Regions from separate parts of the Homo sapiens genome. Here region 1 is linked to region 2. Evidence: chromatin contacts called from ENCODE Hi-C or POLR2A ChIA-PET data. All regions are on one chromosome and are shown on one strand. The core of a region is the stretch at or near the end of the contact, and the rest is flanking DNA. Distances in the headings are between cores, read along the strand shown. Region 1 has its middle 25 kb from the start of TLR10. Region 2 overlaps TBC1D1 (TBC1 domain family member 1).

Region 1 (5,185 bases), core at 2,686-5,185, 700 kb after region 2:
GGTGACCCTGGGTCAGAGAAGCATTTCTTAAACAAGATGGGAAAACACAAACCATAAAGGAAAAGACCGATAAATGTCACTATGTTAACATTAATTTTGTTAATGTTTTATTATTTTCCGGTTCACCAGGGTAGGCTATGGTCCCAGTTTTGTACTGTCTCTGCACAGTATCACCACACAGCTATGGCCTTTACATAGTGACTTTGCATCACCTGCCTGTAGGGTGGGCAGCATGCATCTCCACACAATTGAGTTTGAGTCTCACTGGGTGACTTGCTTTGGCCAACAGAATGTAGGACAACATGCATGATGCCCAACCCGATTTTTTTTTTTTTTTGAGACAGTCTCACTCTGTTGGGCAGGCTAGAGGGCAGTGGTGCGATCTCCACTCACTTCAATGTCCACCTCCCAGGTTCAAGCGATTATCATGCCTCAGCCTCCTGAGTAGCTGAGATTACAGGCATGCACCACTACGCCTGGCTAATTTTTGTATTTTTAGTAGAGATGGGGTTTCATCATGTTGGCCAGGCTGGTTTTGAACTCCTGACTTCAAGCGATCCACCCACCTCAGCCTCCCAACGTGCTGGGATTACAGGTGTGAGCCACCGCGCCCAGCCCCAACCTGAGATTTTACATGTGCTTGTGTGGTTTTCCTTGGCCTCTTCCATTTATCATGAGATGAGCATGCCCTGAGTAGCTGCTGTCTTTGAATGTGAAATATAGACAACAGACTTAAACCAGACCTGAAGTCTGAGGCAGAGCCACCCTGGTTGAACAATAGAACTGTGAATTAGAAAAATACAATTTTGTTGCTTAACTACTGAGATTTATCTGCAATACTATCCTAGTAATAACTGACTAGTACATTAACTTATTCAAAATAGGTTTTTTTTTTTTTTTGGAGAGGAAAGGACATCGGGGCTCATAAAATCAATAAGAGGGTAGAGGCTTCGAAATAGGCAGGAGCCAGGATATTTCTCGGGGATGGATTCCAGGACCACCAGCAAGTGTAAAAAGCAGGCTCTCATAAAGCCAGGGCACAACTGCTGGGATGAAATAGAATTATTTTCTGCTCCTTTGATCCTCTGGTCAAGATCCAAGTACTAGGAAGAGAGTATGTAATTGTCCTAGCTTGGACTGCCTCCACCCACGAACTAGACAGTACAGGTATCTGGGTCACTATCTATCAGGCAATATCCCCTGGGAAGAAAGAAGGCCTCGAAGGAAATGATGAGCCGGGCACGGTAGCTCACGCCTGTAATCTTAGCAATTTGGGAGGCCAAGGTGGGTGGATCACTTGAGGTCAGGAGTTCGAGACCAGCCTGGCCAACATGGTGAAATCCGTCTCTACTAAAAATACAAAAATTAGTCAGGTGTAGTGACGCACATCTGTAATCCCAGCACTTTGGAAGGTTGAGGCTGGCGGATCACTTGAGGTCAGGAGTTTGGGACCAGCCTGGCCAACATGGTGAAACCCCATCTCTACTAAAAATACAAAAATTAGCCAGACATGGTGGCACACGCCTGTAATCCCAGCTACTTGGGAGCCTTAGGCAGGAGAATCATTTGAACTCGTGAGACAGAGGCTGCAGTGAGCCGAGATCATGCCACTGCACTCCAGCCTGGGTGACAGAGTGAGACTCCGTCCCCACTGCCAAAAAAAAAAAAAAGGAAGTGGTGTACTTTTCAGAAGAAGAGATTGACATTGGGCAGAGCCAGAAACAAGAAATGGCCAAGACACATGCTGACCAATGTACTTTTACACTGAGGGTTCCCAGCTTGTGGGCTAAGAATACCTTGGAGAGCTTTGGAGCTGTTGCAAGAGACCCTAAGTCTATCTATGCCACAACTATGGTCTGAGGCTTGGTAGATAACATAATTTATATCCCTATACTACCCTTCCCTGAAGATATATAGACGCTATTGGATGTTATTGGCTTAATTCAATGCAAATTCATTTTCAAGAGTTACTAGATTCATAGTAATAGTATCTTCTTAGGGTAGACTTTCCTAACCAAAAAATACTACAAACAAAATGACTGCCACACGGGAATCTGCAAAATAGAGATCACTATTTTGATCTCACTAAATTGTTCTAAGGTTCAAATGACTAAGTACTTGGAGTACTTAGTGCTTGGGACACAGTAAATATGCAGTAAATACCAACCACTAGCCTTCTGATGATGCCATTTTGTCCCATGAGGGCCTGCAGGAGAGAACTCTGCCAGCATGTGCACTGACCTGGTCACCTCAGTAGCTATATTTCTCACAGTGAACTCACGCTCGGTCTTGAGAGAAGGCCCTCCAACTCTGTGGCTCACCGGCACTGTCTTCCTGTGTCTGGGTAGGACCTAAACATGCACTCCTGGTGACTTAACTCAGGTGCTGCTTCCCAAGGAAGGTCACCTTAGCCACTAGGTGGCCTCCCTCCAAGTCTGTTTGTTGGTTAGGAAAATCTACACTAAGAAGAAACTATTGCTATGAGTCTAGTAACTCTTGAAAATGAATTTGCATTGAATTAAATCTAATAACAGCCAATAACATCTATATATATTCAGGGAAGGCTAGTATAGAGATATAAATTATGTTATCTACCAAGCCTCAGACCACGATTGTGGCATAGATAGACTTAGGGCCTCTTGCAACAGCTCCAAAGCTCTCCCTCCAAGTCTTCTCTAAGGCCAGCATTCTTCTTGTCCTATGGGCAACACATAGTCTAGACAGAGGGTAAGGGACATCAACAGAGTAACAACAAGCAGGTTGGTTGGTATTCGATTTTGCTTTGGAGACGAAGATGGCTTTACCTTACAATAAGCAGTCAGGTAGAGCTGGGGGTCATTTTGAGGGGGAAAATAACCCAAACAGAACTGTGTTTTAGGAGAATTAACCTTCCTAGGGTGTATAGGTTGAAGAATGAAAAGGAGATACTGCCCATGGTCTCTTTTTCTCTCTAGTGTAGCTTTTTCAAGCTAGAAGAATAACTATAACAACTTTCTGAAGTCAGTTTCCTCATCTGCAACTTCCCCCACAATCTCCCATCCAAGACCAAGGTAGCCTGATCCCACTAATCATCAGAGACCAGATGAAATCAGGTGTGTTCAGGATTGTACGGTGTGCCATCTATAAAGCACGTGGGGTGTGTTTCTACACTGGGGGTTCCCAGCCTGTGGGCTAAGAATACCGTGGAGAGCTTTGGAGCTGTTGCAAGAGGCCCTAAGTCTATCTATGCCACAACCGTGGTCTGAGGCTTGGTAGATAACATAATTTATATCTCTATACTACTCTTCCCTGAATATATATAGATGTTATTGGCTGTTATTGGATTTAATTCAATGCAAATTCATTTTCAAGAATTACTAGATTCATAGCAATAGTTTCTTCTTAGTGTAGATTTTCCTAACCAACAAATAGTACAAACAAAATGACTGCCACACAGGAGTCTGTAAAATAGAGATCACTATTTTGATCTCACTAAATTGTTCTAAGGTTCAAATGACTAAGTACATGGAGGTGCTTAGAACAGTGCTTGGGACACAGTAAATATGCAGCAAATGCCAACCATTATCATAAAGCAATTCTCATTCCTGAAAGGTGGGGCTCACTCATCTAGATGATCTCTAAAGCCATGCTTTGTGCCTCTGAGCTTTAATGGCTTTCTACATTTTATGAAAAATCTTGTGATGGGGGCAGACATTCTTTGAGATCTGTTGCTGTTGCTGACGCAGAAAGTGCCTTAGCCTATGAGCCATTCTTCTAAGCTTGGATAGAAGGCGTCCTTGGAAGAGGGCCCATATCTCTTCAATTGACAGTGTGGCCCAGAGAGGCCGCAGTCGGAGACCTCTGGGCACTAACACAAGGGCGGTCTGTTTCCTCCAGGGAGGAATGAACTGACTTCTGTTGTGTCCCACGCAGCTCGTCCACTGCAAAGCTCAGCGAAAAATACTAAAGTGACCTCAAGGTGGCACTGCAACCCAAAATTTCACACAAGGGCACACAACCTCAGTTCATTTTGGGGGGTTTTTGTGTTTTTTTGTTAATTTTTGTTTTTTGATCATATCAATTATTTTTATTATCTTTAGAAATAGAAACACAAAACTTAAGAATTTTGTAGAGAATTTGAGTGACTTTAAGAGTGTGTCCTCAGAGTCCAGTTTAAAAAAACAATTCTTCCGACTTTAAAGTCCTGGAGTTGCAGGAAGTATCCTGTCTTCAGGTGAGGGTCTCAGAGGTGATTTATTCCTGAAGTTGGGTATTTGCAAGCTTTTCAAAGCTTTCAGAGCTATCATCATCAGAGGGCCACAAGATGGAGAAGGCACTCCTTGAAATATCCTTTATTTTAGGAAAATAATTTTTCAAAAATTTCAATAGGTTTTGGTGGAACAGATTGTGTTTGGTTACACGCATAAGTTCTTTAGCGGTCGTTTCTGAAATTTTGGTGCCCTCATAACCCAACCAGTGTACGCTGTACCCAATTTGTAGTCTATTATCCCTCACCCCCCCGCTCCCACCCTTTCCCCCGAGGTCCCAAAGTCCATTGTATCATTCTTATGCCTTTGTGGCCTCATAGCTTAGCTCCCATTTATAAGTGAGAACATGCGATGTTTGATTGTCCATTCCTGAGTCACTTCACCTAGAATAATGGTCTCCAATTCCATTCAGGTTGCTGCAAATGCCATTATTTTATTCCTTTTTAAGGCCTTCAGTTTATTTTTTTTAATGATATATGATAGTTTACATATTTATGGAGTACATGTGCTATTTTGTTATATGCATCAAATGTGTAATGATCAAGTCAGGGTATTTGGAGTCTCCATTACCCTGAGTATCATTTCTACGTGCTGGGAACATTTCATGTTCTCTCTTCTAGCTACTTTGAAATATACAATACATTGTTGTTAACTAGAGTCACCCTACTCTGCTATTGAACACCTCCCCCCGTGCAAAAAAAAAAAAAGGATTGTATTGCTCAGTTCATTTTTAAAGCCTTCTTTCTCAAACTTTACTGTGCATAAAATCCAGCCAGGATCTTGCTAAAATGCAGCTTCTGAATCAGTAGGCCTGGGATGGAGCCTGAAATTCTGCATGTCTGACGTCTCTCAGGTGATGCGAACGCTGCAGCCTGGTTTTAGCTGGAATATAGCTTTCAGCAATTCTCTGCTGTTGTTTCTAATTAGGGACAGGAGTG
Region 2 (5,620 bases), core at 2,028-4,527:
ACTAAATATAGTGTAAAAAGAGAAGAAAATACAAAGTCAGGCACAGTGGATAGAGGTGGATAGTCTAATCTCTAATAGTATAATGGGCAAAATTGTCTCAAACAAAATTAGTCTGCCTCTTGTTTACTCAGGGATGTGTGACTGTTTTCTATGCACAAAATCCCCATGAAATAATTAAGTTGCAAGAATCTGAACTTTATATTTTGGAAACCTATCTGAGGTAGGTAGGAAGTTAATTTATATTTAGAAATTTGCTTGCATATGTCTAGTAGCTCCAGGACAAATATTCCCAAATCCCAGACTATTTTTTTTTCTTTTTAAATTCAACAGTGACCAGTTGGTCTCTTGTAAGAATTACAGCCTTAAGTTAGCAAAGTCTAAGAGGGCTGGTTTTAATCCTGAACCTCAGAGGGTCCCTGCTTCTCAAATACTAAGTAGGTCACGTGCACAGCAGGTACTACATTGAAGGGAAATTGTATGATAAATAGGAAATCAGCGATTTTTACTTGGAGACTTGGCAAGGCAAATGTTTTTGTAATAAAAATAGATCGTGAAATAGAATCCTGAAAGCTGCCTGTTTAAATGTAAAGCAAATGGCTTTAGTGATGCTTTAAGTGTGGCAGTCACTTCTGGCTGCCGCAGAAACTATAGAAAGTGCATTCTCTCTTGGTGCTGTGGGTTCTTAGGGTGAATGCCTTGTGTGACGCTGAGTATGTGGAAGGACCATTCATTCTTGGTAACTATACACTAGGCAGAGGGTGGCGTTAGCGAAGCTACTGCAGGTTGGGTGTGTTTAAGATTTGGATTTATTTTTCTTTTAATTTTTATTTTTAGTTCCAGGGTACATGTGCAGGATGTGCAGGTTTGTTACATGGTTAAACGTGTGCCATGGTGGTTTGCTGTACCTATCAACCCATCACCTAGGTATTAAGTCCAGCATGTGGTTATTTTTCGTAATGCTCTCCCTGCTCCCTGCCGCCCCCCAACAGGCTCCAGTGTTTGTTGTTCCCTTTCCTATGTCCATGTGTTCTCATGATTCAGCTCCCATCTATGAGCAAAAACATGTGGTGTTTGGTTTTCTGTTCCTGCGTTAGTTTGCTGAGGATAATGGCTTTCAGCTTCATCCATGTCCCTGCAAAGGACATGGTCTCATTCATTTTTATGGCTGCATAGTAGTCCATGGTGTATATGTACCACATTTTCTTTATCTAGTCTATCATTGATGGGCATTTGGGTTGATTCCATGTCTTTGCTATTGTGAATAGTGCTGCAGTGAACATATGCATGCATGTATCTTTGTAACAGAGTGGTTTATATTCCTTTGGTTATGTACCCAGGAATGGGATTGCTGGGTCAAATGGTATTTCTAGTTCTAGATCTTTGAGGAATTGCCACACCATCTTCTACAATGTTTGAACTAATTTACATTCTCACCAACAGTGTAAAAGCATTCTTACTTCTCCGCAACCTCACCAGCATCTGTTGTTTCTTGACTTTTTAATAATCACCGTTCTGACTGGTGTGAGACAGTATCTCCTTGTGGTTTTGATTTGCATTTCTCTAATGATCAGTGATGTTGAGCTTTTTTTCATGTTTGTTGGCTGTATGAATATCTTCTTTTGAGAAGTGTCTGTTCATGAGAGAGACATATTTGCTCCTCTGAGTAAAGGGTAAGGATGCTTACGTCTGTGTGACAGCCTTCTCTCTTTTTCAGAACCTCACTGTGGATCGCCATCGTTGGCCTGTACTGAAGGTAAAGCAGATAGAGGCAGTCTCATCTGTCAGATGAAGACCTCATACACCTGTTGATTAAGAGGCTTTCTTCAGATCATGGTTTAGAGCGGTGTTTTACAAACTTGATGTGCTTGGAGTCTTCTGGAAATCTTGTTAAAAGGCAGACTCTGTTGCAGTAGGTCCGGGTGGGTTCTGAAGTTCTAACAAGCTCCCCAGTGAGGCTGATGTTTCAGGTCCACTGTGAGGAGGCAGGGCTTAGAATAAACAACCGTGGGAAATCCAGTCCAGATCTTTGATGCATCCTAGGTTAGGCCTGTCTGTCAGGCTGCCCTGGGTCTCTAGTGATGGACTCCAGGAGTCTCTCAAGTCTCAAATAAGTCTGAGTCATCAGGGATATTTTTTGAGAAGAGTTGTGCTGTCTGAAGAAGCAAAGAGTGAGTGTGATGGGGAAAATGCAGTGATTAAAAACATGGTAAGGTTTAAAGAAAGATTTGACCATATGCCAGGTGAACCCAAATGTATGGTGCTTTGCGTCTTTCCTGCCCTTTGGTTTTCCAGGGAGGCAAGGCCTTATCTCTTATGGAGCACAGGAGACACAGTGTGGGCGTTTGTTTTCTCAGCCGTGGGCTCTAACCTAATTGTCAAGCCTACAAAAAAAAAATGCTGAAAATCAACTTCTGACTAGATATCTGGTAGTACATAATCTCCATAATTTTCTCTCTGGGTGTATTATGCAAAAGATAATCCTTTGTTATTAAGAAACAATTTTTAAGGCAACTCCCAACTTTGAAACGGGGAAAAATCATTTTATTTACCTCTATGTGCTAGGGAACAATATTAAATTTAGTTTTATACTTTTCCTTTAAGCATTTCAGATTATATTGTGCATTTCACCAACAATAGAAGCTTTCAGACTTTATATGTCTTGTAAAAAAAAGCCTAATATAGATAAGAATAATTTATTGATTTGAAACCCATTGTATAAGAAATAGTCCAGTGAAACTTAAGTTCAAAGTTTTTTTTGTCTTGTGGATGTAGCTATGTCAATATGCCTAGTTTATAGTAACATTAAGTCTAGTGGATTAGATATTAGATATCAATTGAGATGTAAGCAGTAATAAACAGTAATGCCTAAACTGAAGTATATAATCTGAATCTTTATGATGACCAATTTATATTATTGTGAAAAACTTAGGAACTGATTTGAAACATGATTTACATGTTTTACATGAAACATGATTTACATGTGTCATATATAGTTTTCAATAATTTACGTACCAGCAGGAAATTTTAGTGGATAAGTGGAATAAACTGCAGGTGAAACTTTGCTGGAAAATACAAGCATAGTGACATCTGTGCACCAAAAGCACCTGGGGAGATTTTTTAAAACATGGGCCAGACATGCCTTCCTGGCTGTCTCCCTCACTGTCAGTGAGTGTGGGGATGGGGTCTGGGCCTGAATTCTTTCTTTTTAGACTCCTCAGGATTCTGATTGCTGCCACGTTGAGAGGGTTGACCTCAATTCGGACCTCAGAGGGTGACTTGAGAAACTGTCACCACTTGGTGGCAGTGTTGCTCCCCGCATCTTGATTGCCCTTGTTTCTTTCCAATCCCGGAAAAGTGTGCTTGTTTTTTTTTTTTTCCCTGCGTGTTTTTGTTTTTGATCTTGCTATAATATTTATATTCCTTGCTCATTTGCAACTTATTTGAATGGAGAGCTACTTTCTGAAATCTAGATGTTTTTCTTTTTCTACAGGGTTTTAGGGCATGGGCAAAACACGGAAGAAAAAAGTTGTCTTCAGTTGGCAGAGACGTGGATTTTTAAGATTGTTCTTAATTTACTTTCTGTATAACTTTGCTTTTCTGTGGTGAACAAAGACCAGGTTCAAGATAAAATATTGCAAGCCAAGAATCTGATTGTTCATGGATTTCTATGGTTAAAGATACTTGATCACCTCCCCATCCGCCCCCTACCCCACCCACCCTGCGCCGCCCCCACACCCCATTGTGCTTCTTGGCTTGTCATTTCAAAAGTCAAGGAAGTCACAGTGAATGGCAAGATTTTACCTCGACTTGCTATTTTTGTGCCTGTTAACAATTGTGAGTTAACACTGACTGAGCTTTTCCTAGTGAACCTCCGGCGTTTAAACAGCCAGTCCATAACACTGTGTGAGGGCTGGAGCTAAGGTTATTGGTGACACAAGATAGCACCTGAGCCAGTGCTGCTTGGTAGGAGGGCTGAGGGGAAGAGGGCTGAGGGCTTGGATGCTGAGATGCTAGAGTCACATCGCCTGGATTTGAATCCCTGCCCTCCTGTTCTGATACCAGCTGACCCATGACGATGCTACAGCACCTGACAGCAGATTCCTCCTTAGGGCTGGTCTAACTCTAGAGTGTGTGCCTGTGTGCCTGCAGGAGAATGTCCAAAGTGAGTGATCTTGATCTGTTAACCTTTGAATTTTAACCTATACCAGGGAGCCATTGAAGAGTTTAAAGCAAGTGAATGACGAGTAGTTTGAAAATATTTCCAGGTGGATAGAATTTGTGGACATACATGAACATGAGCAGCCTCAAAATCAGGGCTGGGACTAGAGTGAGGCCAGCACGTGTCCAGGGTGCAAAATGTAAGGAGGCATTCACTTTCAGGGCCTGGCAGGTGTGGACCCTGAACTTCCAGGACCTTGAGAGTGAGTGTCTCCTAAGGATTACACCCTGGGGGCCTATTTGCCTCATCCTGGTCCCTGGTCCTCTGTGTACCCTATTGCCTGCTTCAGTAAACAGGCAGCCCTGCAAGGGAAGGAAGGGTTGGATCAGCTCTGAGGAGGGAGTTTTTTTAGAAGGATAGATTTGTTTTGTTTAAAAAACAGCTTTATTGAGATATAATTCACATCCTATACAGTTTGTTCATTTAAAATGTACAATTCAATGTTGTGAGGTTATTTTTTGGTATATCCACAGAGTTGTGTGACCATGACCACAGTCTAATTTTTTTTATTTTTTATTTTTTGAGACGGAGTATTGCTCTGTCGCCCAGGCTGGAGTGCAGTGGTGCGATCTCGGCTCATTGCAACCTCTGCCTCCTGGGTTCAAGTGATTCTCATGCCTCAGCGACCTGAGTAGCTGGGATTACAGGCATGCCCCACCAAGCCTGGCTAATTTTTATATGTTTACTAGAGACGGGGTTTCACCATGTTGGCCAGACTGGTCTACAACTCATGGCCTCAAGTGATCCTTCTGCCTCAGCCTCCCAAAGTGTTGGGATTACAGGCGTGAGCCCGACCCACCGCAGTCTAATTTTGAAACATTTTTTGTCCCCCTAGAAAAAAACCTGTAGTTGTCACTTGCCAATCTACTGCCGTCCACCTCTAACCATAGACAGCCCCTAATCTACTTTCTGTCTCTATAGATTTGCCTATTCTGAACACTTCATCTAAGTGCAATCATATAATATGTGGTCTTTTGTGTCTGGCTTCTTTGATTTAACATGTTTTCAAAATTCATTATGTCATAATACATACCAGTAATCCATTCTTTTTTAATGACTTATTAATATTCCGTTGTATAGAGACATCACATATGGTTTATCCTTTACCAGTCGAGAGGCATTTGGATTGTTTGCACTTTTGGCTGTTACGGATAATACCGCTGTGAACATTGATGTATGTGTTTTTGTGTGTTGAATGTGAGCTGGTGTGGAAACTCCTCCTCCAGGGGGGCCTTACCTGTGATTCTACCCACGGGGATGGTTAAGCCAGCAGGGATGGGAAGGGTTTGGTCCTGCTGGCCCTAGGCTTTCCTGCAGGCTGCCATGTGCCTTTCTTCTGCCTAGGCTGAAACGGAGGCTGCCCTGGTTTCTGGCACTGCCCTCATGAGTGTGTGGGAAGGC

What was found. A loop is a pair of places that touch in the nucleus more often than their neighbours do. ChIA-PET counts read pairs that join two places held with the same protein, here RNA polymerase II (POLR2A). Pooled maps may share reads with other maps.
Region 1: a loop to region 2 is called in a pooled map, with 5 times the contacts of the local background. The contact joins two enhancer-like sites. A Hi-C loop is called at or near these places in 2 of 37 single-sample maps with no recorded cell type and 7 of 50 pooled maps. POLR2A ChIA-PET finds 5 or more read pairs at or near these places in 3 of 52 experiments (T-cell, activated CD4-positive, alpha-beta T cell and activated naive CD4-positive, alpha-beta T cell).

What each region holds. Positions count from the first base shown.
Region 1 is chr4:38,755,781-38,760,965 of GRCh38, forward strand. It overlaps the pseudogene RNA5SP158. Among named protein-coding and RNA genes, the nearest start is that of TLR10, 25 kb to the right of the region's middle. RefSeq lists an enhancer at 1,568-1,697. Within about 2 kb of position 3,936, at least 9 of the 41 ENCODE cell types and tissues checked have a DNase peak (open chromatin) inside an H3K27ac peak, as active enhancers do.
Region 2 is chr4:38,058,906-38,064,525 of GRCh38, forward strand. All of the region lies in intron 14 of TBC1D1 (TBC1 domain family member 1), which reads left to right. Among named protein-coding and RNA genes, the nearest start is that of PTTG2, 100 kb to the left of the region's middle. Within about 2 kb of position 3,278, at least 12 of the 41 ENCODE cell types and tissues checked have a DNase peak (open chromatin) inside an H3K27ac peak, as active enhancers do.